Linked DNA regions of Homo sapiens: regions 2 and 3 are each linked to region 1. A link is a loop called in an ENCODE intact Hi-C map of the cell type or tissue named here. Cell type or tissue: mammary epithelial cell. All regions are shown on one strand. Region 1 has its middle 5.6 kb from the start of POU2F3. Region 2 holds the start of LOC105369529 (a long non-coding RNA gene). Region 3 overlaps ARHGEF12 (Rho guanine nucleotide exchange factor 12).

Region 1 (8,000 bases):
TCTTTCAACATGAAGAGGCTGTAATAGGAAGTGCCGGGCAGGGTTCTGGATGGTTCCAGAGCGAGGGATGTGCAGGCTGCATGTATTGGGAAAGGCTTTCTGGAAGAGTTGGGGTGTGGGTTGAGGCTGGAAGATGGTAACGATTTGGCAAGGTGGAGGCAGGAGTGTTTTAGGGGTTGGAAGAGTCTCATGGGTTCCCCAGGTGACCCAACTTTCTCAAGGAAGAGATGGGGACAGTCAGATCCTTCCTTGAAGGCCTTGGCGAGGGAAGGGGTTTGCAGGGTGGTCCCCTTTACTCTGCTCCCAGAACTCCCAGAACAGGCTGCAACTGCCCCTTGAACTCATGCAGGCCAGAGGGTTGAGGGAGCTGGGCTTGCTTGGCCTTGGTTGAGCTGAGGGTCAGCGGGGAGATAACCTTTTCAGGTGGGCACACCTCCCTTCTGAACCTGTTTTCAAGGACCAGCTCAGCCTTGCTGGGGGATGGGGAGGGAGCTGTCCCATCAGTCACCCCCCAGTCCTTTTTCTCCTTCCCTTTCTGCCAGGGCCTCCATCCCAAGCCCCAGCCATTGCTCCAGGTGGGCAAGGGATACTTGGAGAAGGCACCTGCTACCTCCTGTGTGCCTTTTTTGATGGAAGGGGAGTCCCCAAATCAGTATGTTTTCCCTTCTGATTTCCAAGTCACCAAAAATAATGCTTTTTTAAAAAGCAATGTTTTCAAGACTTGGAGTGTTTTTCTGACCTTCCTTGACTAGCACCTCCTAGCTTGTCTGGCCCCTGCAGTGAGGGGGCTCTGGACACCATCACTACAGACACCAGCTGCCTTGGGCTCCTTAGTCTCAGGGGATGGTGATGAGAAGAATCCCTGAGACTTTGGGCTGACCTTAACACTCTGCAAAGTAGGCACCTCCCACAGGGCCACATCCAAGGGCTCGAGTCCACCATTCCAAAGCACTCGCCCAACCGCCTTAGCCCCACTGTCACAGCACCTGAAATCCTGCCGTGACAGTCACTTCTTTGCTGAAAAGCAAATTTTAGTGTGCATCAGAATCACTTAGGAGCTTGTTGAAATAGATGTAGGTGGTCAGCTGTTTGGCAAACACTGAGATAAGACTTCCCTATCGCAGGAGGCTTTTGTGGCCGTGTAAAACACTTGGGAGTGGTAATATCAGTACTTATTTCTCTGCGGACTTTAGGGTTTACAATGTGCCTTCATATAAATTGGCCATTGGCTCCTTGTAGTGACTCTGTAACATTTTATAGATGTGGCTCCCTTATAAAATTGTGTGACCAGCCCAAGTTCAAGTCCAGGCATCTTGTTAGAACAGAACTGAGATCCAACCCCTGTCCTTCTTACTCCACACCCCCTCCCAACCCAAAGTGCTTTATGAGGTTGGCCAGCCAGAACTTCCGAGAGCACAGCTCACCCACAGGAGGGGACCTAGGCTTCGGTGGGACGGGGAGGAGTGTGGAGTGTAGAGCACCTGCTGGGCCAGTCTCTGTAGTAGCAATCATTGAACATGTGGGCAGGGGGTGGTGGGGACAGTGTCCAAAGATTCCTGGGACCAGAATTGGCAGGAAGAACTGCCTGATTTCCGTTTGCCAGGGTAAGCAAAGCACCCTCGGGGAGGCCAGAAACCCAGCCCTGACTGGTGCTGCTGCAAGCCGGGAGGATGAGTTGTGCCTGGTTCCCTGGGCAACCTCACCCGGGCTGGGCTGGACCTCACTATGGACTTCCTGTGGGTTTTCTTCAGGCATCTCTCCCTTCAGGCTTGTTAGCCAAGGGAGGCCTTCAGTGGGGGAACTGTGGGCCACAGCTGGAGGACCTCTACCCCAGGGTCTTTATTGGACCTGGCTCTGGTGGATGAGGGGACAAGGACTCCGGCAAAAAGGAGGGCAAGTGCCACTCTCAAGAACCAAAGGCTCGAGGCCAGCATTGTATCTGAGGAGCATGGGCACCCGCTGGGGCCCAGCTCTGTGTGACCTTGTGTGGGTCACACACATCCCATAAGAGAGAGGGTCTCACTGGGTTATCTCCAAGGTCTTCCCCAACACGGGCATTCCATGTCTAATCGCCTAATATTCTCCCAAATGGTCTATTGGCCATTTGGCTACTGATGGAAAATCGAATTGTTTACTGTGACTTGCTCTTACAAGCCAGGTTGTAGGCAGGAATAGAAAAAACAGGCAACTGACTCTAATCCCAGCACTTTGGGAAGCCGAGGCGGGCAGATCACCTGAGGTCAGAAGTTCAAGACCAGCCTGACCAACATGGCGAAACCCCCTCTCTACTAAAAATACAAAAATTAGCCGGCGTGGTGATGGGCGCCTGTAATCCCAGCTACTTGAGAGGCTGAGGCAGGAGAATCGCTTGAATCCGGGAGGCGGAAGCTGCAGTGAGCCAAGATCGCACCACTGCACTTCAGCCTGGGTGATGGAGTGAGACTCAATCTCCAAAAAAGAAAAGAAAAAACAGGCAACTGGAATGTCTGTGTCACAGGCGTGAACATTGTAGATGCTGTCAGATCACCCTACAGCTGGGGCCGTTCCAGTTTACACACAACTAGCAGTGTCTGAAAGTTCCCGTTCTCTCATATTCCTGTGGTATCAGTCAGGGCTCTCCAGAGAAACAGAACCAGTAAGATACACACATAGAGAAAGATTTATTTTAAGGAATTAGCTTGCTGGATTTTGGGGTCTGGCAAGCCCAAAATCCTAACAAACTAGCAGTCTGGCAGCTGAGGCAAAACTTAATGTTGTGGCCAGCCGGGAGTCTGAAATTTGTAGGGCAGGGCAGCAGGCTGGAAGCTCAGGCGGGACTCTTGTGTTATAGTCTTAAGGCAGAATGTCTTCTTCAGGAAACCTCCATTTTCGCTCTTTAGGCCTTCAACTGATTGGATGAGGACCACCCGCAATACAGGGGTGATCTTTTACTTAAAGTCAACTGATTATAAAGGTAGTCACGTCTATAAAATACCTTCACAGCAACGTCTAGGCTAATGTTTGACAAAACAGCTGGGTATGAGAGCCTGGCCAAATTGGCACATAAAATGAATCATCATGCCTGCCATCGCTTGGTATTGTCATAAACTGTTCGCTGTTTGACCAGTGAGAAACATGACAGCATTCCAGGGCTTATTCTCAGTATCAGCTATTGGCTGTAGCCAGGTGACAGCTGGGATGGTTGTTCCCCTCCACCCTCCTCTGCCCTCACCTGGGATTCCTCACCCTCTGGCTTCAGCCGATGAGAAGCACTGCAGGTGGGAGCACAGGACAGCAGTGGGGTGTCAGTTCCCTGCTGGCTGCCTCAGCACCACACATGTGGCACTGGCTTCATTCCTCCAAGGCTCCAGATCTTCCGGGGCTCCCATACCACTGTCTCCTCCTGTTGCCTCTTCTGCCCTCGCTTCTCTGTGCAGCCCCTCTCTGGGTGCTGGTTCCCTTAAGCCTGCTGGCATCTCTGTCAATAACACCTTTGTTAGAGGCACTCCGAGTTAAGTTGGTTCTGTTTTCCTGCAGAAACCCTGACTGATAACCACAGTGGCCCCAGCTGGGGACCTAGAAGGTTAGTGGTAGAAGGGAAGAGGGTAAAAGCGGGTGGAAAGTGTAGGCTCACTTGGTGGGTATTCAGTGCAGACCTCCATGGAGAAGGGCTGGACCTCAGGAGCTCTCAGTGGAGCCAGGGAAAGACAGTCACAAGGGTGGTGTCCACATGCCCCTGGGGGGCAACTATCTCACCAGCCCTGGCTCCTGTGACAAGGTCCTGATTCCTAAGCAGGGAGAGGCAGGATGAGAGGCAGCTCCCTCCCCTCCTACATCACAGAAAGCAGAAGCCTCGAGAGGAGAAGCCTCTTCACCACTCCCTGGCCTACGCTGGCACCCACCTTCCCAGTTCCCCTCCTGACCTCATGGAGACATGTCTTTTCTCCCCACTCTCCCGGACCTCCCTCTCTGGGGGAAATGATCCCCTCTTCCTCTAGCATTGCTCCCTTTCCTGCTTCCTTCCCAGTGGCCCTGGAGAGTTCGCATTCTTTCTCATCTTAAGAACAAAATAAAAAAACACCTCAAAACCAGGTCCCTCTCCACCTCTGCCCTATTTCTCCCGGCTCCTTCACAGACCACCTTTTTGCCAGCATCCTCCTCCCCAGCACTTTCCAACCTTGGAATCGCTACTCAAGGCTATGCAGCAATCAGCTAGGATATGTGTCACAAGTCATCTGTTACTGAAATGGCTGAACTATTTTCACCGAAGTCAGGGCAGATTCCAGGTCCTTCCCATGTGAATATCACCACCCTCGTGGCTCCTGCTTTCGCGCCTTCACACTCAGTCCTTGTCTATACGCTGATCCCACGGGGATCAGTGCCCTTTGCAGCTGCAAAGGGAAGTACAGGAGGTAGGACATTTTGACTGGCAGAGATGTCCAGCAACAGGACGGATAGCCCAACGGGCCAGGAGCACCTGTCACTGCGTTGACTGAGCAGAAACAACCAAGCTGGCTGACTCCAACTAGGGTTCTGGGCTGAGGTCTGGTCTTTGATGGGGAGCAGGGACTGGAAGACCCAATGGTAGTCTGAAACTAAAATTCAACATCCCCATCTTGCCTAGACCTGGGGCCCTCCCCTGTGCATCCCCCAGCCATGGATGGGCACTCCTGTGAAAAGATCTCTCCAGGGTCTTGCAGGTAGAGGTGCAAAAGTCAGGGTCACACGCCCCTGTGACCACGAGAGGGCGCGCAGGGCCTAGACTTGCCCTGAGCGTGTAAGTGGATTGGGAAGGTTACCTGGGGTGAGGTGGGTCCAGGCAGCCAGGAAAGGGCTGGCTGAGGCAGAGGCTGAGGCTGGGCTCTGTCGAAGGTGCAGTTAGAAAGATCCAGCTCAGGTCCAATGCCGGCCTCAAAGTCAAAAAAATTGATTGGAAGCAGAGTTGCTGTTATGTTGTCTTTAAATTAAATATATGTTGCTATTATCAATGATTCTGAACTTTTAAGTGCAAAATGGACAATGAATGTGTGTGTACTGCCCCCCGACATGGGTGAAGGCTGGGTATGGGGAGATGTCTCTTGGGCAAGGGCAGGGGGTATTCAGCATTAGAGACATCAGAGCAGAGAATAGCTCTGTATCCTGACTCTGGTGTCCTCTACCCATCCCCTCGCCAGTCACAGTTACCTTATCCTGGTTCCCAAGACACCTTTCACTGTGTCACCCTGACACGAACCCCACCTCCACCAAAAGCCTCCCGGCAATGATGCCCTCAGATGTACCTTGACATATGATTTAAAACAGGCCTGGAAGTCCTTCCTAGCCTCTCCCTTGCTCCCATCTGCTTTTATTGGGAATCTGAGTTTGGATCCATTCTCTTTGATCACCCTGAGGCAAGGAGCTGACCCTCTCCTGTACCCCCACGCTCTGGGCCCCATGGCCCATCTGGCAGAAGGAAAGGGCTAGAAGGGACTTGTTCCTTGGTGGCCTTCCAGGATGCCTCACTCTCCGCCCTTCTCCTAGCCCTGACAACTCAATCCAGCTGACAGGACAGGAAATGGGAGTGAGCCCAGGGTCTACAGCCAAGAAGGTCCCTTTTCCCTGCTGAGGTGGGGATGGGGCTTGGGCCCACTCCACGCAGTACCCTCTCCAGGGCTGTGCACCATTTCCACCCACTGTGTCTGGAAAGGAGGCTTGACTCTTAGAGCTTTCTGTCCTTGAAACAAAAGAAGTTGATGATATGTTCAAATAGAAATGAAGCCTGGGGCACTAGTGACTCCCTAGAGGTGCAGCCAAGGGGGTTAGATGTCACTCCAGGAGACCCCGGAGGACCTGGGGAGGGGTCAGAATTGATGACAGTTTCAAAACCACAGCATCCTGGAGTAAGGCTTCTGCTACTCTGAAAAAAGTCCTCCAGCTGTTGAGAGAGGTGGGGTAAGGGAGGGAGGGAGGGATGATTTGCATTTAATTTGCATTTCATTTACATATAGTTCTTTTGATGTCCAAAGGCACAGAAATTTCCTGTCCTGGCTTCTTTTTCCCTTTCTTTCTTCTGTTCCTTTCTAACCTCCAGGCAAACCCCTATCTCTCTCTCTTCCCCACAGCTTTTCCTCTCCTAAGCTAAACAGGGACAGGGAGTATCAGGCTCAGGGGGGTTGACATTTTCCTCTCTATCTCACTCCAGCCCAGAGCTCAAAAAACCGGTTTCATGGAGTCTCCAAGAACTGCTAAAGGAGGAAGGGGTAAAGGAGTTCTCTACGTTCCCATTCTAGCTCATCTAACTGAAATGATCAGTGAGCAAGTCTGAGAGAGAAGGAATAAAGATTGCTCACCATTCCCCCTCAACCCTATACACAGGTGGGACTTAGAGGGCACCCCAGCCTTCTAAGCCTCAGGGCACATGAGGGAGAAGCAGGGAAGAGTAGAAACGTCTCTGCTGAGCCATATGTTTGTTCTGTTTTCTGGGGTAAGTCCCCCTCCTTGTGGGCCTCAGGTCCCTCAAATGAAGGGTTCAATGATATCTAGGTTCTTTCTACCTCGTTATCTGATAAGAGAAGGGGAAGCTCAGATTCAGAAACTGGAGGGCAGGACTAAAATCCTGGCTTTGGGGTTGGCAGCCCTGGGTCTAAATACCAACTCTGTAGTCTACTAGCTGCGTTTACTTCTCTGAACCTCAGTTTTCTCATCTGTAACGCAGGGCTAATAATTGTACCTTCCATCTAAAGTGGCACTGACTAAAATCAGATGGTGTATGTTCAGCATGGAGCACAGTTCTTGGCACGTAGGAAGCACTCAATCTATATTCATTGAGTGAATGAGTAAATGAATGAATGTGAGGGAGTATCTGCTATCCTCTCCCCACCCAGCCCCTTCTGCCCCGTTCATCCTCCTACCTCCACACTCCAAGTTTGGAACCCAAAGCTGTGCCTCCAGCTGTGAACCTCCAAGGTCCTATCTGTGCCTCAGCTTCCACCCCAATCCCCACAAGAACTCCATATCCCCATTCCCCCCAGAACCCCAGAATCCTAGGCTGCTGGAGACAGAAGGCCCTTTGAAATTATCAAATATGGGCCTCTCTGACTTTTGGAAAACTAAAGCCCAGAGAAGAAATGTGACTTTGCACATGAAAAAGGGCAACGGGCCCCAGATAAGGTGGTCGGAGAATGAGACCCTCGGTGCACATGGCCATGCAAATAATATGCAAATAGAGATATGGAAATCACAAGCACACAGGGGTATATAAGCTGTGTGCAGGCATTTTTCCAGAATGGTGGTAGGTGAGTGCAGTTGTAGGTAAGAAATGGACTTCAGGGAAGGGGCCAAACCTGAAGTTGGGGAGGAGAAGAAAAGGCCAGAAGGGGATGGGAGTTGGGGGAGTGTTGAATAGGAGGGAAGGAAGGAACAGAGGCTGAGAGTGTCCTGAGAGGGACCCCCTTGGGCCTCCAATAAGCCCTTGCTGGTCTCTTTCCTCACCCAGAAGAAACAAGAAAAAGTGCAGGGGACGGTGGCTCACACCTGTAATCCCAGCTCTTTGGGAGGCCGAGGCAGGCAGATCACCTGAGGTCAGGAGTTTGAGACCAGCCTGACCAACATGGAGAAACCCCGTCTCTACTAAAAATACAAAATTAGCCGGGCATGGTGGCGCATGCCTGTAATCCCAGCTACTCGGGAGGCTGAGGCAGGAGAATCGCTTGAACCTGGGAGGCGGAGATTGCCGTGAGCCGAGATGATGCCATTGCACTCCAGCCTGGGCAACAAGGTAGAAACTCCATCTCAAAAAAGAAAAAGAAAAAGAAGCAAGAAGAAGTTTCTCTCCTCCCTTCTTTTCGGGAGCGTGGGGAAGGGAGGTCCATGTGACTGGGGAGGGTGGTGTATGTGGACCTGAAGAAGCAATTAAGTGCTTCCTGTTCCTCTGGGGCCACTGTAGCACCCACAGAACACTTTCTGATACCTGTTGTGTGCCCAGCCCTGTTCTAGGTGCTGGGGTGCTGGCACTAGAATGAAGCAATTGATCAGTTACCAAC
Region 2 (8,000 bases), 100 kb before region 1:
GGTGGGGGGAGAGAGTAATTGCTCATCAATGCACCAAATTCCTACCAAGAAAGGAAAGAACCATTAACTGCCTGGGTCTTCATGAGCTATGAGGACGCTTCTCTGCCAGGGGCTCTCACAGTGCAGCTGGGGGTCTCAGCGCTGCAAGCCCCACTCTTCCTCACTGGATGTTTGTTTCTTCTGTAACATGAAAAGGTTCAACTAAAAGCCACTGGATGCTAACATCCCTGATGGCACTAGCGTTCAGATGTGTGACTCCACGACTCCCACCTCTAAAGTGGGTGCATCTGTTTACCTCATAGGGTTTATGAGAGGGACACAAACTGCAAAGACTGGGAGTGAACACACTAAAGAAATGCAAGGAATTACTATAGAATTTGGGGTCAGCCATGGTGGTATTTCTTTCTTTCTTTTTTTTTTTTTTGAGGCGAGTCTCACTCTGTTACCCAGGCTGAATCTCAGCTCACTGCAACCTCCGTCTTTTGGGTTCAAGCAATTCTCCTGCCTCAGCCTCTCAAGTAGCTGGGATTACAGGTGTGTGACACCATGCCTAGCTAATTTTTTTTTGTATTTTTAGTAGAGATGGGGTTTCATCATGTTGGCCAGGCTGGTCTTGAACTCCTGATCTCAGGTGATCCACCTACCTTGGCCTCCCAAAGTGCTGGGATTACAGGCGTGAGCCACCATGCCCAGCCCACAGTGGTATTTCAACTTTTACACGCCATGCTCAGTGCTGCCTTTGCACTTCTCATTTCCCTTACTCCTCACCGAAGACTCTGTCCTCCCTCTCAAATCCTAACCGGCCTCCAAGACCCAGTTCAAACTCCACCTCCTCCACAAAGCTGTCTTAGCTTCCTCCAGCCCACCTGCCCTTCTCTGAGCTTCTACAGGCACTTATCTCCTGAGCCATATGCTTTATCATTTAATTACACACTTTTCTATATTGTTCTTTAATTGTACATGTCTTATCTTCCCAGCTGGATTGCAGTTGCTTGGAGGCAGAAACCATGTCTTGTACTTCTCTATTCGCCACAGCACCTAATAGAGTACTGGGCATGCAGTAGTATCTAAAACACTCTAGCAGATGGAAGGATGAATGGATGAATAGACAAACGGACTAGATCCAAGATAACAAATATGCAGCACTCCTACACCACTCCCCCTCTACCCGATTCACTGATCTCACAACTCTTTCCTACTGAGCCCAGAGCACTGCTAGCACATATCAATTGAAGTTGGTAAAAGGTGATATTTGTTTGCCATCTTGAGAGTAGGTAAAGAAATGGATTGGATTTAAAAAATTAAACAGAGAGAATGGCGCTTGGATAGATGGATGAATGGATGGATGGTTGGATGGCTGGATGGTGGATGAACAGATAGACGAATAGGTGGATAAGTGGATAGGTGGATGGATGGATGTTGGAGGGGGGTCTCAAAAAGTGGATTGTGAAATCGAGGGCTTGAGTGACAGAGGAGTGGCTTGTTACCTGCAGAAACAACACAGAGTCGCTGATGCTATGCAGCTGCTCCCGGGTCTGCTTGTCCTCATGCAGCACCTTGGCTCTCTCATCCAGAGCATCCATGATCACCTTCACTTGGTCCACAGCATCCTGCTCCCGCTGCTCCAGCGCAGCCCTCACTTCCTCCTTTTGCTTCTCCAGGTCCCGCACCAGGTCCCGGAAGTTCTGCTCCAGGATGGCCTTCTCATTGGTGGTGAAGCTCTGGAGGTCCAGAGTCAGGGAAGAGATTAGGCAGGGCTTTAGTTAGGGAAAGAAATCACCCTAGTCGGGTATGTCTTTAGGTTTCCAGCACAGGATCAGGGCATTCCCACTGCCCCAACCTGGCAAGCCTATTTGGCCAAGAATCTCATTCAAAGGCATCACTGAGGGATGCCACCTACTGACAGAGATAGCCAGGTTTGTTCACAGTCCACGCTTCTTATCTACCTGTGGCTCCTTCCTCTTGGTGGGTTGATATGAGCCATCATTCCCTGTGGGCCCCAAAGTTCTCCCATGGGTCACAATATGCTCCCTGAAACCCTAACCAGAACCAAACATTATTCAGAAAATGAATGTATATGTAGAAATGTGTATTCAGAAAATGAATGTGTATGCTGGCTGTGTATGTAGTCAGGGTCAAGCAGGCAGTGATTTCAGATTGTGGTTTGCAATTACCCAAACCATGGCAGACATACATTTAGCCAAAATGGCATAAGTAGAGAAGAAATGGTGTGTATTTGGTGGCTGGGGAGTCTTGTGGGCAGAACAGACATTGGAGGACATTGGAAGACACACTGGAGGAAAGTCTGGGGTCTTTACTTGCTGGGATAATATGAAATGGGCATTAGGTCACAGACAGGATCCCACCTGAGTGCCTGGCTCAGACTGAGAAGGGGAGTTGGTGAGAATGTCAGAGGAGGTGGGAGAAGCCAGAAGAAACATATTGGGATGTCTACGTGGGCCTGGGACTCAAATGGGAGCCAAGGCCTGCGTCTTTCCAGGCAGGCCAGGTCGGGTAAGGGAGCAGCAAGGTGAGCTTGGGGGCTGCTCACCTTGATGCGGTCCTTCTCCTTCTGCCACTTCTCAGCTTCATCCTCAATCTCAATGATCTTGAGCTGCAGCTGCTCCTTTTGCAATGACAGCTCCGTCTGCAGAGAAAGAGCCAGGATTGGAGAAGTCAGGGGGAGGAGATGGAAGAGAACCAGAGAACCAGGGAGCGGCTCCACTCAGGGGGCACACTCGCAGCCAGGGCTCATCACTCATCTATTCAGCTCTTCATTCAGCAAACATTCATCAGGACCTCGGATATGCCAGGCACCATGCCAGTCGCCAAGGATCTAGCAGTAAGTTAAATACCATCTTGCTGTATTCTCAGGCCACTAGGGCTGGATATCCTAGCCATGTCTTTTTAAGGGCTAAACCTCTGCCTATCTCCTCCACCCAGCAAGAGCAGGAGGGAAACTCATTTACAGGGTGCTTGCCCTTTTCAGTGGACCTGGGGACAATGGGAAGAGAAAGGAAGGGGATCCAGCCCAGCTCAGCCCAGCCCAGCCCAGGGAGTGTCTCGTGGCAGTAACAGTGTGCAGCGTTTCTATGGCATGACGTAGGGCTGTGTTGCAAGCAGCAGCCAGGGTTGCCGCCGGCGTGGACTCCGTCTGGGCAGGCACAGCTATAAAACCTGTTTATGGGAAAGGGAAGGCATTCTGCAGTTTTGGCAAGACGGAGACTTTTACCCAGGGGCTCTGGGGAAGGAGAAGGCTGGAGAGGAAGGCAGTGTAGAGTGGAAGAAGAGGTTGTAGGGACCCCTGCTCAGGAAGAGGACACAGACTGTTGGGGTCTGGGGTGGTTTAGGAAGAGGTTGTATCAGTAGCACACTGGGACATTAGCTTTCACTCCCATACTCACCTTTCATGTGGGGAAATGCCCTTCTCTGAAAAGCAGCCACAATAGAGACAAAAGGAGAGGCATGAAGCTAAGGCCAATCCCATCCAGCCAAGCCTCTGTTCTGCTGGGCTGTCCTGTAGGACACTCAAAGCCCCTTCTAGCATGGACAATAGGTGGATGATCTCCACCTGACAGAACAAAGCATCCAAGAGAGCCTTGGATTGCTCCAGATCTCCCCACTACCACTGGGTTTTGAATGCAGAGTCCCACCCCTTTCTCTGGCCATCACCTTGCGGAGCCCAAAAGAATAGTCAAGGTGAGGATGCCACAAACCTCTAGGAATGGGAGTCCCATCAGCCAGGAGTCATGAGCACCTGGGCACATGCAACACCATGCGGCACACCTTCTGAACGCCCCACCGGGCCAAGGAAGTGCTAACAGGGGACCTCCTGCAGGCACCCGGGGAAGTGGATCCGATGGCAGATAGAGCTTCCCTGGCTTTCCTGGAAAAGGTGCCCGGAGGGTGGGGAAGGCATGGGGCAAGAGCCACAGAGCTTCCCAGAGAGTCCTTGAATCCCTGGCCTCCCCGCCCCCACCACCACATTCCTGGACTCTCCAGGCAGGGAGATTCAGAGTTGTTCTCAGTAGCATTTGCCCCACCAGCAAACGGCCGGAAATGCCATAGCATGGAAAATACCATCACCAGAGATGGAAAAGAGGACCTAAGGAGATGAGGATGGAGATTTGGCCCCATCTCTGGAAAAAAGTCTGGAGAGAAGCCAGCAGCCACTAAATAAGGTGGTGAGAGAGTGGAAAACAGAGAAAGCAGGCCCACTGTAATGGCAGAAACTCGACCCTCACACTCTCTGACGATGCAGAGCCCAAGAGCCCAGGAAACACAGGCTGGCAGATCCCACAGCCCCAAAGGCCTCTTAGGAGGCTGGATTTGGCAAGCAGATCTGAGCTGTGAGGAAGAGTCCAAGAGAGTGGACTGGGGGTCTGTCCGAAGCACCTTTCTCATCCCTGGAGAACTCCTGAGTGAAGTCCAAGGTCAGGGAACAGCTGGAGACCCCCAACCTCCTGACCCAGCTCAGTGATGGAGGAGTTGGCACCTGGGTTCCTCACCCCACCTTACCACCCCGAGGACAAGGTCTGATGGAAAGGAAAGCAGAGAACAAAACACAATCCCTCCCACCATAGGCCAGGGCCCAGCGCTGGTAAAAGTCCTGTCTCAAATAGGAGATGGGCAGCCCTTCCATGAAATGAGCAATGGTGGGCTCAGAGGGGGCTCCCCAGGAGCACAGGACAGCAGGTGCCTCTGAAAGTTGCCTGGCTTCTCTGTGCCTCAGTAGCCCTGTCTGGTCCATGGGAGCAGGAAGAGGACCTGCCTTCCAGGGAAGCTGTGGGATGCCCTGGGATTGGGAGTGAAGCCCCCAGAAAGCATTTGGCACAGCGTGAGCACTGTCTGAGCAATGGTTCCCATCATCACTATTGTGTGGGCAACTTCCATGGACCAGGGGCCAGGCTGGGTGCTTTCACTCACACCATGCTCGGAGCAGTGTGTGCAGCATGGTGGGCAGGTGGGCCCGGCATTGGCAAGTGAGGAGCACAGCAGATGTGGTCAGGTGAGGGGTTGGTGGTGTTCAGTGGTGAGGATAGTGTACGCTGTCAGATTGGGATCCAGATGAAGTGTGTACACTGTCCGGACACAGAGTGAACAGTAGGGAGTGCATAGAGAGGCTGGTGAGGTCAAGACACTGGGCTGAATGCAAGAGGGAAGCGTAGCTCATGGATAATTGAAGATTGGAGGACACTGGTGGAAATGAAGGAGGACAAAAGGGGATGAGGGTGGACTAACCACCTGCAAGTGGCAGAAGGTCTGACCAGAGAAGGTGAAGGCCAGGAGTTGAGTGCCTGGAGTGAGCAGAAGTGCACAGGGAGACCAGGTGAGGGCTGCATGGTTGGGGCTGCAGAGGAGGAAAGGTCTCCCCAGGTGAGCGTGGATTCATTGGCCAAGACAGACGAAGGAGATAGTGAGTTCAGGGATGCAGAATTCAATGGGGATTAGAACAAAGAAGTGTCTAGGCCAAGGGCAGGGAGAGGCCAGTCCCTCAGGAGTCCATCCTGTGTAAGAGAACAAGGGAAGAGGGCAATAGGGCTAGTTGAGCACCGAGGGGTGGAGAGTAGAGCCAGAGGTGTTGGCGGATGATGTGGAAACCTGTGAGGGCAGGGCCAGAAGGGGAGACTGTCTGCAGCTGTGGGCAGAAGAGTCGGTCAGGGTGGAGGAGAGACTTGGCCTCCTATTTCTTTGGGGCACTGAAGAAGTAGGACACAGGCTGGGAAGGGGCCTTGTTCCCACAGCATGTCTTGCAAGACCAGACCGGCAGGACACAGCAGGCTCTTGGAGTTCCCATGGACTGGGAACTCTGTGCTGCTAGAATGGTCCTTTCTCACCTCTGGGATGAGTCCTACCCTGTCGGGGGAGGAGCATTTGGGGTGACAGCTAGGGATGCACCTTGTGTCTGTTCAGCTCTTGGCAATTTTTCCTGTATAGGAAGTAATATAACATGGGAAGGTTTAAAAGTCGCTGGGCTCTCCTTCAACACTAGGAGAGGGAAGGAAGGCAGTGTTGATTACTGAGCATCTAGTATGTGCCAGGACTTTTCTCCTTTAACCAGCAAAAGCCTCCTGTGGAGGTAAGTGGCATTATCCCTCCGACTTCACAGGTGTGAAAACCGAGGCCTATAAAGATTACACAGCTTGCCTGAGTTCTCACAGTTGGAAAGCGGTAAGGCCAAGCTTCAACAACAGGACTCAGATCCTATTCTGTGCTTCAAGAGGCGCACCTAGAGGTGGTGGCACTAGGCTGTCCTGTGTGTCTTCTGTGGCATCGTCCTTCCCCTTCACTCCTGCTGGCCTAAGCCCTCCCATGCTCCCTTCACCTTGCAGATGGCACTTTGGCAGTTCCATCTCTTTCCTTTTGCCCCCGCTTCCCTCCCAGCACCCTCCCCATTGTCCTCTGAGGCCCCAGCTTTCTCTCTCCCTCTCTCCCTCTTCCCTCAGAAAGTGGTTGAAGGCCCTGATGGCTGACAGGGCCTCTGATCCCCACAGTCCCGCCCTGCCCACACCTCCCTCCTGACTTCCTACTCTCCGCTTCATTCCTCCCTGCCCAGGCCTGTCCCTAAATGACTCCTTTGTTCCCTTCTCCCACACCTGTCTGTTTGCCTCTTGCTCTCTGATGCCAGGAACGGGCCCTGCATGGGCCACCTAACCTTGAAATCCTTCAGCCTTGGGTGAGCAGAGGTTTTCCCGAGAGCAGATGGGTGGTGCAGCAGCTAGCAGTGCCTCAACCTGGACGTGGTCTTCAGGTGGAGACACACCTGAGCACCCACCCGGATAGGTGTACCTGCACTGGCTCCAGGGAGGAGAGGACTGGCCATGATCTTCCCCTGGCCTGAATTCACTACATGGGCCATCGGCTGTGACATTTGCCAAATGAGCCAGTTAATTGCCAAATTTGTACTCTCAGACAAATGGTAATTATCTGGATAAGAATCTGAAATGCTGGATAGATTTCCCCATTTCCACTCGGACGTAAAACAGCCCAGGATCAGTTAGTCTGTTTGACTGAGATTTACTGTTCCTTTTGCCTCCTCACAGCCTCAGGTCAGGGGAGGGGTGAGATGGGGCAAGGAAGGTATCACCCTGGCCATCTCCAGCCAAGAGTGGGGAAGAAGACAGAATGCCAGGCCCACAGAGAGTTAGCACCCCCCTCAGTCTCCTCCTTCACCTTGCAGATGGGGACGCAGGCACAGTGGGAACCTCCCCTTCCTGGGCCTTGGTTTCCTTGTGGTGAAATTGGACTAGATCTCTGATTCCCAACCCAGCTACACATTAGAATTCTCTAGGGAGACCTTTAAAATACCTCCTGGGCTAAGGCCTGGGAATCTGTGTTTCAACAATTCACCAGCTGATTCTGGTCTGGGGATTGCTGTTTGGGAGCCACTGGACTCGGTGATCTCAAGAAGACCCTTCCAATCCTACAGGAACAAAAAGGCTTAAAATAGCGGAGAGGAATCCCAGCTCTGCCACTCTTGAGTGCTGTAACTTGTGTAAGTCTCTTGACGACTTTGACCTTGTTTCTTCATCTACAAGTAGGACATGCTGGGCCCGGCACTGGCACTCAGGTGTGTGCCACAGACACTGGGTTGCCTCCTGCCTGCCTGTCACTTTGCTCCCCTGCTTCCTGTCTCCAAGCTTCTTTTATTTTGTTATTTCCCCCTTAGCACCCAGAGAGGCCCCCCTACCTCCTTTCTCACCCACCCTGTCCCAGGGCAAGCATTCTCCCCCAAAGTCACCAAGGTCTCCAGGGAAAGTGGGCCCAGCCCCTCCAGGGCACCCTGGCCTTTAGCCTGGCTCCCCTTCCCGAATCCCAAAGAGCTTTCCTGGGCAGACCAGCGCTGCTCAGAAAAGCAAGGACCAGCGGCTGCCCATGCCCAGCAGCCAGTGGCTCAGCTTTTGTGTTAGAATTGGGAATGAGACGAGAAACAAAGCCACAGATGTGGTGAGAGAACTGAACTGAACCAAATGGTGGGGTTGAGAGAGTGGAGGAGGTGT
Region 3 (8,000 bases), 200 kb after region 1:
ATTTTATTTGCTTTTAAGTAATATCTGATCTTACTAGTAGTAACTTGCTATCTGAAAACGGCATCATTCTTTTGGATTTTTAGGGCAGTCATAAAAGAGAAATGACAAATTAGTTTTTTTTTCTGTGGAGACATGATGTAGCAGATGATGGGACTGTCTTACATAACTGGATCTTTTAGAACTATCGAAGATTAAGTAGTAAAATGGTATAAAAAGTTTCTTGACAATGTTATTTTCCCTTCCCTTCCCTTTTTCCGTCTCCCCACCCCAAGCTGGTTCCTATGTAGCTCTCACTGTTCAGGGACGCCCACCTGGGTCGCCCCAGATTCCACTTGCCGACTCTGAAGTAGAGCCGTCAGTCATTGGACATATGTCTCCCATCATGACATCTCCTCATTCACCTGGAGCATCTGGGAATATGGAGAGAATCACTAGTCCTGTGCTCATGGGGGTAAGAATGGGGAAATTTCTTAGTTAAATGCTCAGTCTTATAAGGATGTGTTTACTTTATATGGAGAGTTTTCAAGTATTCGGCTGATGAACTAATTAAATTTAAGATTTTAGAAAATGATTTACTAATATAAAAATTACATAATAGGAATGATTAGAATATTGTCATAGCAGATTTAATTTAACAAGTATTAGACACCTGCCATATGTAAAACAGTGTGCCACCCACAGAAATATAGTTAAGGTACTCTATGTTCAAGATTATAGTCATCTTAGAATGTGTACTTTTAGGAGGGCGGGGATTTTTGTTTATTTTGTTTACTGTTACGTTTCCAGTACCTGAAATATTGCTTAGCATGTAGAAGGTGCTTAACAAAGCTTTGTTGATTGAGATTAAGTCAAGAGTATACAAGTAACTATAATACAAGGCAGAATGTAGACATTATGAGGGCAAAAAAAATGCTAAGTTCTATGAGGATTCAAAGGAGGGAGAAAGCACATAGAAGAAGAACAATAAATAGAAGGAGCCAAAAAAGCATCAAATATTGTGGAGAAGTAGCTAGGATTTTTGGTTGGTTGGTGCCTGTTAAGGATGTGCATAGTGGGAGATGAACTTGAAAATAGTAGGTTGACTATATATTTTGAAAAGTCACATCTCCCAAGCTAATTTACATGTAACTAGATAAGCAGTAAGAATCCATTCAATGTTGTTTCTTTTTAAGCAAAAGAGTACATGATTATCCTAGGATTATAGGAAGACTAATTTGGTAAAATATTATAGGGTTGTGAAACAAGGAGGGATGATGGGTGATGAATTAGGGAGCTGTCTTCATATTTCAGGTAAGAGGTACTGGGAGTTTGAGCTATGCATGGGGATCGATAGTAAAGATCCAAATGAGGGAAAGTAAAAGATACTATTCTTATACTAAGACAACTTCATTTCTCCAATATCAATATTTAGTGTTCTCTTGAATCCAGTTTAGTAAAAATGAAATAGAAGGGCAGACATTTCCTTGTAGTTTCTTGTAAGTGTCATGTCTGAAAGCCTGTCCACATAACCCGGAAGTAAAAACCTAATAGGTATTGATAATTGGAGCCGAGGCAGAACTTTGTATGCCACATTTTCTCTATTTATTTTAGCTTCATTTTGTCTATACTGGTTGTTGTTTGTTTTTTATCTTTTTCTTTTCTAGGAGGAAAACAATGTGGTTCATAACCAGAAAGTAGAAATTCTGAGAAAAATGTTACAGAAAGAACAGGAACGGCTACAGGTATTAAATGAGAAGTAGGGCTGTTTACAGGCCAATAAAAATGTGAGTGGGCATGGTTGAGTTGGTGTTTATCAGTCACAATCAAGCAGCATTGTAACCAATGCCATTAGTTATATTATTGATTAAGAATGGACTATTTCTGTATCTTTTTTACATAAGTAATTAATTCTGAAAATATTTTTATAACTTTTCAGTTATTGCAGGAAGATTACAACCGAACACCTGCCCAAAGATTGCTAAAAGAGATCCAAGAGGCCAAGAAACACATTCCTCAGCTGCAAGAGCAGTTATCCAAAGCCACAGGCTCTGCTCAGGTAGCATCACTATTACAAGTGCTACCCAACTTTTTGCAGGAGAATTTTCTTCTGGGAATGTGTCAGAGAATGTTGCAGTTGCCTTTTTTAAAGTTATTTTTCTAGCGTAGGACAACAGGATGTCCTGTTAAGGATGTTACAGAAGTAATGATTAACAAAAATAAATGTGGGCGTCTGATTGTTTGCTTGCTCATGAGATCACATTTCTTTGTTCCATAATAATTTAAAAAAGAATTGAGTGCTTTTGCTTTGATGTGACAAACTACTAAAATGTATTTAGATATATATATATATTTATATTTTTTGTGGTTCATTCTGCCATCTTAAAACAGAATGGCAGTTGATATGTTTTTAAATAGGAATTTAAGAATTTACAACAACAGGCATTGAGCTAAATATATGGACAAGCATTTTCTTATTTAATCTGCATAACATCTCTGAGGTTACTTATGGTTGTTTTCCTCCAGTTTACATATATACTTAGAGAGAGTTAGAGAGATTAAATGACTTGTCTGAGGTCATATAGCTGCAAAGTAATAGAACTGGAATTCAAACCCAGTCTGAGGATTTAAAAGCACATTCATACTCTTAATGACTATATTTTTATTGTAATTTAAAAATAGATTTCAGTAGAATTTGCTGTATAGTTATAAGCTATAGAGATAATGGTCTCATAAGAAAAAAAAAGCTCAGCATTTATATGTTAACCAGACTTACATTCTGTAATATTCAGATTTGGGATATGTAAAGCACCTTGTACTTCATCTTAAAGCAAAGTAGATAAATTGCCTATACATTTAAAATAGGTAAAAGCTGTTTTTTTGTCACTGTTCCCGAGTTAAATCTGAAGGGAAGGCTGCATATTCGCAAAAGAATTCTTTGAGATCATCTAGCCTAATCTGCTTACTTTCTGATTTAAAAAAATTATGTTATAATTGAGAAACCTAGGGTCTAAACTGGTTAAATCACCTATACAAGGCCATACAGTATGTAAGGTCCCCTGACATCCTGGTTTAGTGTACTTTTCATTCCATTGTTTTTTTCATTACCTTCAGTCCCAGTAGCGATGTCACATTTTGAGTGTTACACCTCAGTAATGTTGACAGTTTTATGTTATTACTAGGCAAATATAATATTCTTACCCTGTTTGGACAGCAATCTAAATGCTTATAACCTGGCCAGGCGCAGTGGCTCACACCTGTAATCCCAGCACTTTGGGAGGCCGAGGCGGGCAGATCATCTGAGGTCGGGAGTTTGAGACCATCCTGGCCAACATGGTGAAACTCCGACTCTACTAAAAATAAAAAAATTAGACAAGCTTGGTGGTGCATGCCTGTAATCCCAGCTACTCGGGAGGCTGAGGCAGGAGAATGGCTTGAACCATGGAGGCGGAGGTTACAGTGAGCCGAGATCCTGCCACTACACTCCAGCCTGGGTGACAGAGCAAGACTCCATCTCAAATTAAATAAATAAATAAATGCTTATAACCTGATCTAAATGCTTATAATAATTTATGTTATAGTATTATGTCCTAGAATTGGCCATTGATTGACACTCTGAAGCATTGGAAGGTAGTTAACAAGAAACTATAGGGTAATAACCTTTATTAATGGGCAGACAATATAAATTATATAAATATAAATTACATAAATTAACAAACCATTTTATCTTTTTGCTATATTTAGAAGTTTGAACTTACATTCTTTTTACCAAAATATCACTTGCCCTGTCTTTAAGGTCATGACATTTTAGAATACCGGAATTAGTAGTTATTTATGGATTTTACTCGTAGAATTTTAAACATACTTGAGCATATCAGAATGTCCAACTTTTAGTAGTCTCCATGTAGATTGTAGTACCACTATTTCTTTATGCAGCAAGTAATGAAAGTTTTCTTTTATGTGTTTGTGTGCGCGTGTTTTTCTTTCATCTGTTTTAGGATGGAGCTGTAGTTACACCCTCCAGACCTTTAGGGGACACCCTAACAGTCAGTGAGGCAGAAACAGATCCTGGAGATGTACTGGGCAGGACTGACTGTAGCAGTGGAGATGCTTCTCGGCCCAGTAGTGACAATGCAGATGTAAGCTTTCAGTTTTCTAAATCTTTTTTCTTCTGTATTCTTCTTTACAGCCCCTTTCTAGATTTGATTTTAAGTGATGTGAATTAGAGGTGTCTTAGCACTTTTTACCATCCCCATTTTTAATGTACCAATTTGATAAACAGAAATCTGGTTACTGTTATATATAAGCTTTTAATTCCAGAGTTCACTTTTTCCCTTGAACACCCATTGCCAACTGTTTCTTTTACAGGGATGGAATTTCCCAGCAGGCATCTTGTTCGTGGGTAGAGAAGTTACTAATGCCAGTGCATTTTTACTGAACCGAGAGACCAACTGTTGATATCTTTAAGAGCATGTTAATATTCCATTTGTGGTCAGAGTGACTCAGTCTTGAATCATGGGGCACTTTGCCATTACCAAGAGGAAAAACCTCAGTCCTGTTAGATAGGCTTCAGTTAATAGCCCAGGTTTAGTGACAGCACTTTCTTGATTAACCCAGAAACTGCCAGATGAACATGACTATCTGTTAAGATGATAATAAAACATTTTAAGCTGAATATGATGTAACACCATAGACATATGAATACCTAAAAGCTAAGTTCAGTATTACTTACCCAGCAATACTTTGTAAATTGTATGCAGTGGTAGGAATAATGACTTAAATGTAGATCACCCTCTTTAAAAGTGATGAGGGAAGAAGTCTGAACGAATGTTTTGTAATTGTGGGTCATGAAATCAATTTTGTGGGTTGTATTTCTTTTTTAAAAAAAGAATAGGAAATACAGTGCTTTGCATATAGAAGAGGTGTCACTTCTTGGGACTTTTGTTACATATACACACATCTACTATTTAACAATGTGAAGTTTCTCTCTTATTGAAGGTTGTTGTTGGGGGATTGTTTTGTTTTGTTGTTTTTTAAAAAGGAAGCCGTGGTCTAAGCCATCATTCAGGCTATCTCTTGAGGCTTAGGCCCAATGACCCAGTTCCTCATGCAAAAAACAAACTGAGGATTTGTGGGTTTTTTGTTTTGTTTTGTTTTGTTTTTTAAGGTAGTGATAGGAGTCTTGTGATTGGGTTAGCTAAAGGTTTTAATGGAAAATTTCAATTTGGGCTCAAGGAAAAAATGGTAGTCACTAATATTTGTTGGGTATATGTCCCATACACGGTGATAAGGTTTTATGTTCCTTAGTTAATTCTCAAAACAGCCTTATGAAGTAGTACTGTTGTTACTGTAACTTTACAAAAGAAAAAATTGAGGCCAAAGGGAGTTAACTAACTTTCCAAACTTATTCAGGCAATAGGTGATCTACTTCCACCTAGCTCCAAAATACCAGTAATCGAAATATAAACAAAAGCACTGAGGTTTGAAAATGCGTAACATTTTGAGAGAGCAGTGAGAATTTTAGGGCAACCTGGCATATTAGGGTTATAGATGGAATGGCTAGAGATTATCTTAGAAGCCAAATCATGAATCCAGGTTATAAAGGGCTTCAACTTGTTCTAGCAGTACATACCGCTTTTGGGAATGCTTTTCGTACTCTTCTTTTTGTTTTAGTAATGCGTCTCCTCGCTGTTTTCATGGCTTGTCCCTACCATGAGATGGGAAGTTCCTTGAGAGCAGAGGGACTGTCTTGTCTGACTTTATGTTTCCAAAGTGTAGCAAATTGTAGGCATTCAGAGCAAATGATACGAATGAGAAATTTGAATTTTATCTTGTATTTAGAGGAATGTTACAATAAAACATGTGACTTAGAAATATAACCTTATAAAAGAGTGAATTGTTGGCTGGGCGCCGTGGATCACGCCTGTAATCCCAGCACTTTGGGAGGCCAAGGCAGGCCAGTCACAAGGTCAGGAGTTCAAAACCAGCCTGGCCAACATAGTGAAACCCCGTCTCTACTAAAAATACAAAAAAAAATTAACTGGGTGTGGTGGCACACGCCTGTAATCTCAGCTACTGCAGAGTCTGAGGCAGGAGAACTGCTTGAACCAGGGAGGCGGAGGTTGCAGTGAGCCAAGATCGCGCCATTGCACTCCAGCATGGGTGACAGAGCAAGACTCCATCTCAGGGGTGGGTAAAAAAAAAAGAGTGAATTGTTTAGTATAGAAATAGGCATTCCAATCAATTAAGACTGTTTGACATGTAATTGATACTTAGTATTTGAATACATGAAATCAATGAATAAAGTGGGCTTTATCTTGCATGCAGAAGAGAGACACCATCAGAAACATATCTGTGGAAAATGATTTGGTGTAAAGAGGGAGATCTGTAAGAAAAGAAGACTGCTTGGCTTAATAGGAACTTTAACAAATGTGTGCTGAATGGATAATAGTTAGCATTTATTCAGTACCTACTTTGTGCCAGAGGTTGTACCCAATGCTTTACAGATACTCTTTTTTAACACTCATAATAATCTTAAAAAAGCAGTATCACCATTTCATAGATGAGGAAACTGAGGCCAAATAAATAAATGAATATTGTGGAAATCCGAGTGAGAAATGATAAAGTCCAAGCTAGGCTATCTTCTGAACACAGAACACACAGGTTTAATTTCTACAAGTGTCTGAGGCTAAAGATGTGTTGCTTTTAGCTTATGGATTTCCATGTTTGTTTCAATTTTAAGTATGGAGGACCCGGTCTGCTTTTGTTGTTGTTTTAACAGTACTTTGAGTCGCGGTTTTACATTTTATCTTTTGAATCAGTGCTTTTAACTTTTTTCATTGTCTTCTCATTTTTATAAAATAATTTCCTGGTGGTGTTTGTGAAAGTTCCCTGCTTTTGCTTACCTTGGAGAAGGCTTTAAAGAATGCCCTGATACCCAGTTCTCACAAGAGAAGCAACTTGGTAACAAATCATCATCTGAAATTCAGAGCATCTATCATTTTGATTTTCAGTTTGTGAGTGATATTTTTGAAAAATTATTTATTTTGGAAAATTGTTAAACATATTCAAAAGTAAAGACTAACATAATCCTCCTCATGTCCCTGAGAACCTAGTCTCAGCAGTTTTGTTTGTACCCCCTATTCCTCACATCCTCCAAACACCAGATTAAAGTAAATCCAAGGCATTCGTTTATTAATATGTCTCTCTCTAAGAGATAAGAAGTTTTTAAAATATAGCTATAATATTCTTATTAAATCCTAAGAATTAATATTTTCTCAATACACAATTTTATTACCTTGTTTTATAATGATCTTTTTACAGTTTATTTGATTCAGGATCCAGTCAAGGCTTTCATATTGCCATTGGTTAATAAGTCATTTTAAGTCTTTATAATTTATAATAGTTTCCTTCTTTTTTTTCCTTGGCCATTTGTTGTTGTGGTTGTTGTTAAAGAAATTGAGTCAGATGTTCAGTAAAACAATCCATTTTCTAATTATATTTTCATGGTGTCGTATGACATGTTCCTTTATCTAAATTTTCTTAAAACTCCTAGTTAAATCTACAAGTCTTGATCACATTAGGTTTGATAGTTGTTATTTGGAATAATTCATAGATGATACTATGTACATCTCATTATATCACATGAGGATGTGAATGGCTGTCTTACTGTGGTTGTAAGCTTAAGGTGTTTAGGTGATATCAACATGATTTCCTTCATTATAACGTCCCCTGTCAAGCTTTTTTTTTTTTTTTTTTTTGAGATGGAGTCTCGCTCTGTTGCCCAGGCTGGAGTGCAGTGACGCAATCTCAGCTCACTGCAACCTCCGCCTCCCGGGTTCGTGCCATTCTCCTGCCTCAGCCTTCCGAGTAGCTGGGACTACAGGTGTCTGCTACCATGCCCGGCTAATTTTTTTTGTATTTTTAATAGAGACAGGGTTTCACCGTGTTAGCCAGGATGGTCTCGATCTCCTGACCTCGTGATCCACCCGCCTCAGCCTCCCAAAGTGCTGGGATTACAGGTG

What was found. Peaks named below come from ENCODE experiments on the same cell type or tissue, not always from the same donor. Only the 100,000 strongest peaks of a DNase experiment are listed, where the experiment ranks them.
Region 2: a loop joins it to region 1, with 2.3 times the contacts of the local background. A loop is called at or near these places in 2 of 110 quality-filtered maps.
Region 3: a loop joins it to region 1, with 2.9 times the contacts of the local background. A loop is called at or near these places in 2 of 110 quality-filtered maps.

What each region holds. Positions count from the first base shown.
Region 1 is chr11:120,230,490-120,238,489 of GRCh38, forward strand. It overlaps a transcript of POU2F3 not described here. Among named protein-coding and RNA genes, the nearest start is that of POU2F3, 5.6 kb to the right of the region's middle. RefSeq lists a silencer at 4,633-4,855. In mammary epithelial cell, a CTCF peak has its summit at 4,725 (motif pointing right); DNase peaks (open chromatin) are centred at 4,752 and 6,442.
Region 2 is chr11:120,125,849-120,133,848 of GRCh38, forward strand. TRIM29 (tripartite motif containing 29) reads right to left here. Exons shown (of 9, transcript NM_012101.4): 2 at 2,552-2,647; 3 at 1,488-1,721; 4 at 1-41. It overlaps LOC105369529 (a long non-coding RNA gene), which reads left to right and starts at 2,646. Exons shown (of 3, transcript XR_948100.3): 1 at 2,646-2,842. In mammary epithelial cell, no CTCF peak of the experiment used is centred here; DNase peaks (open chromatin) are centred at 3,123 and 6,563; H3K4me3 peaks cover 1,878 bases; H3K27ac peaks cover 5,478 bases.
Region 3 is chr11:120,427,797-120,435,796 of GRCh38, forward strand. It overlaps ARHGEF12 (Rho guanine nucleotide exchange factor 12), which reads left to right. Exons shown (of 41, transcript NM_015313.3): 8 at 273-451; 9 at 1,644-1,721; 10 at 1,916-2,035; 11 at 3,975-4,115. Among named protein-coding and RNA genes, the nearest start is that of GRIK4, 80 kb to the right of the region's middle. RefSeq lists an enhancer at 7,210-7,354 and a cis regulatory region at 7,282. In mammary epithelial cell, a CTCF peak has its summit at 4,019; a DNase peak (open chromatin) is centred at 4,475; H3K27ac peaks cover 549 bases.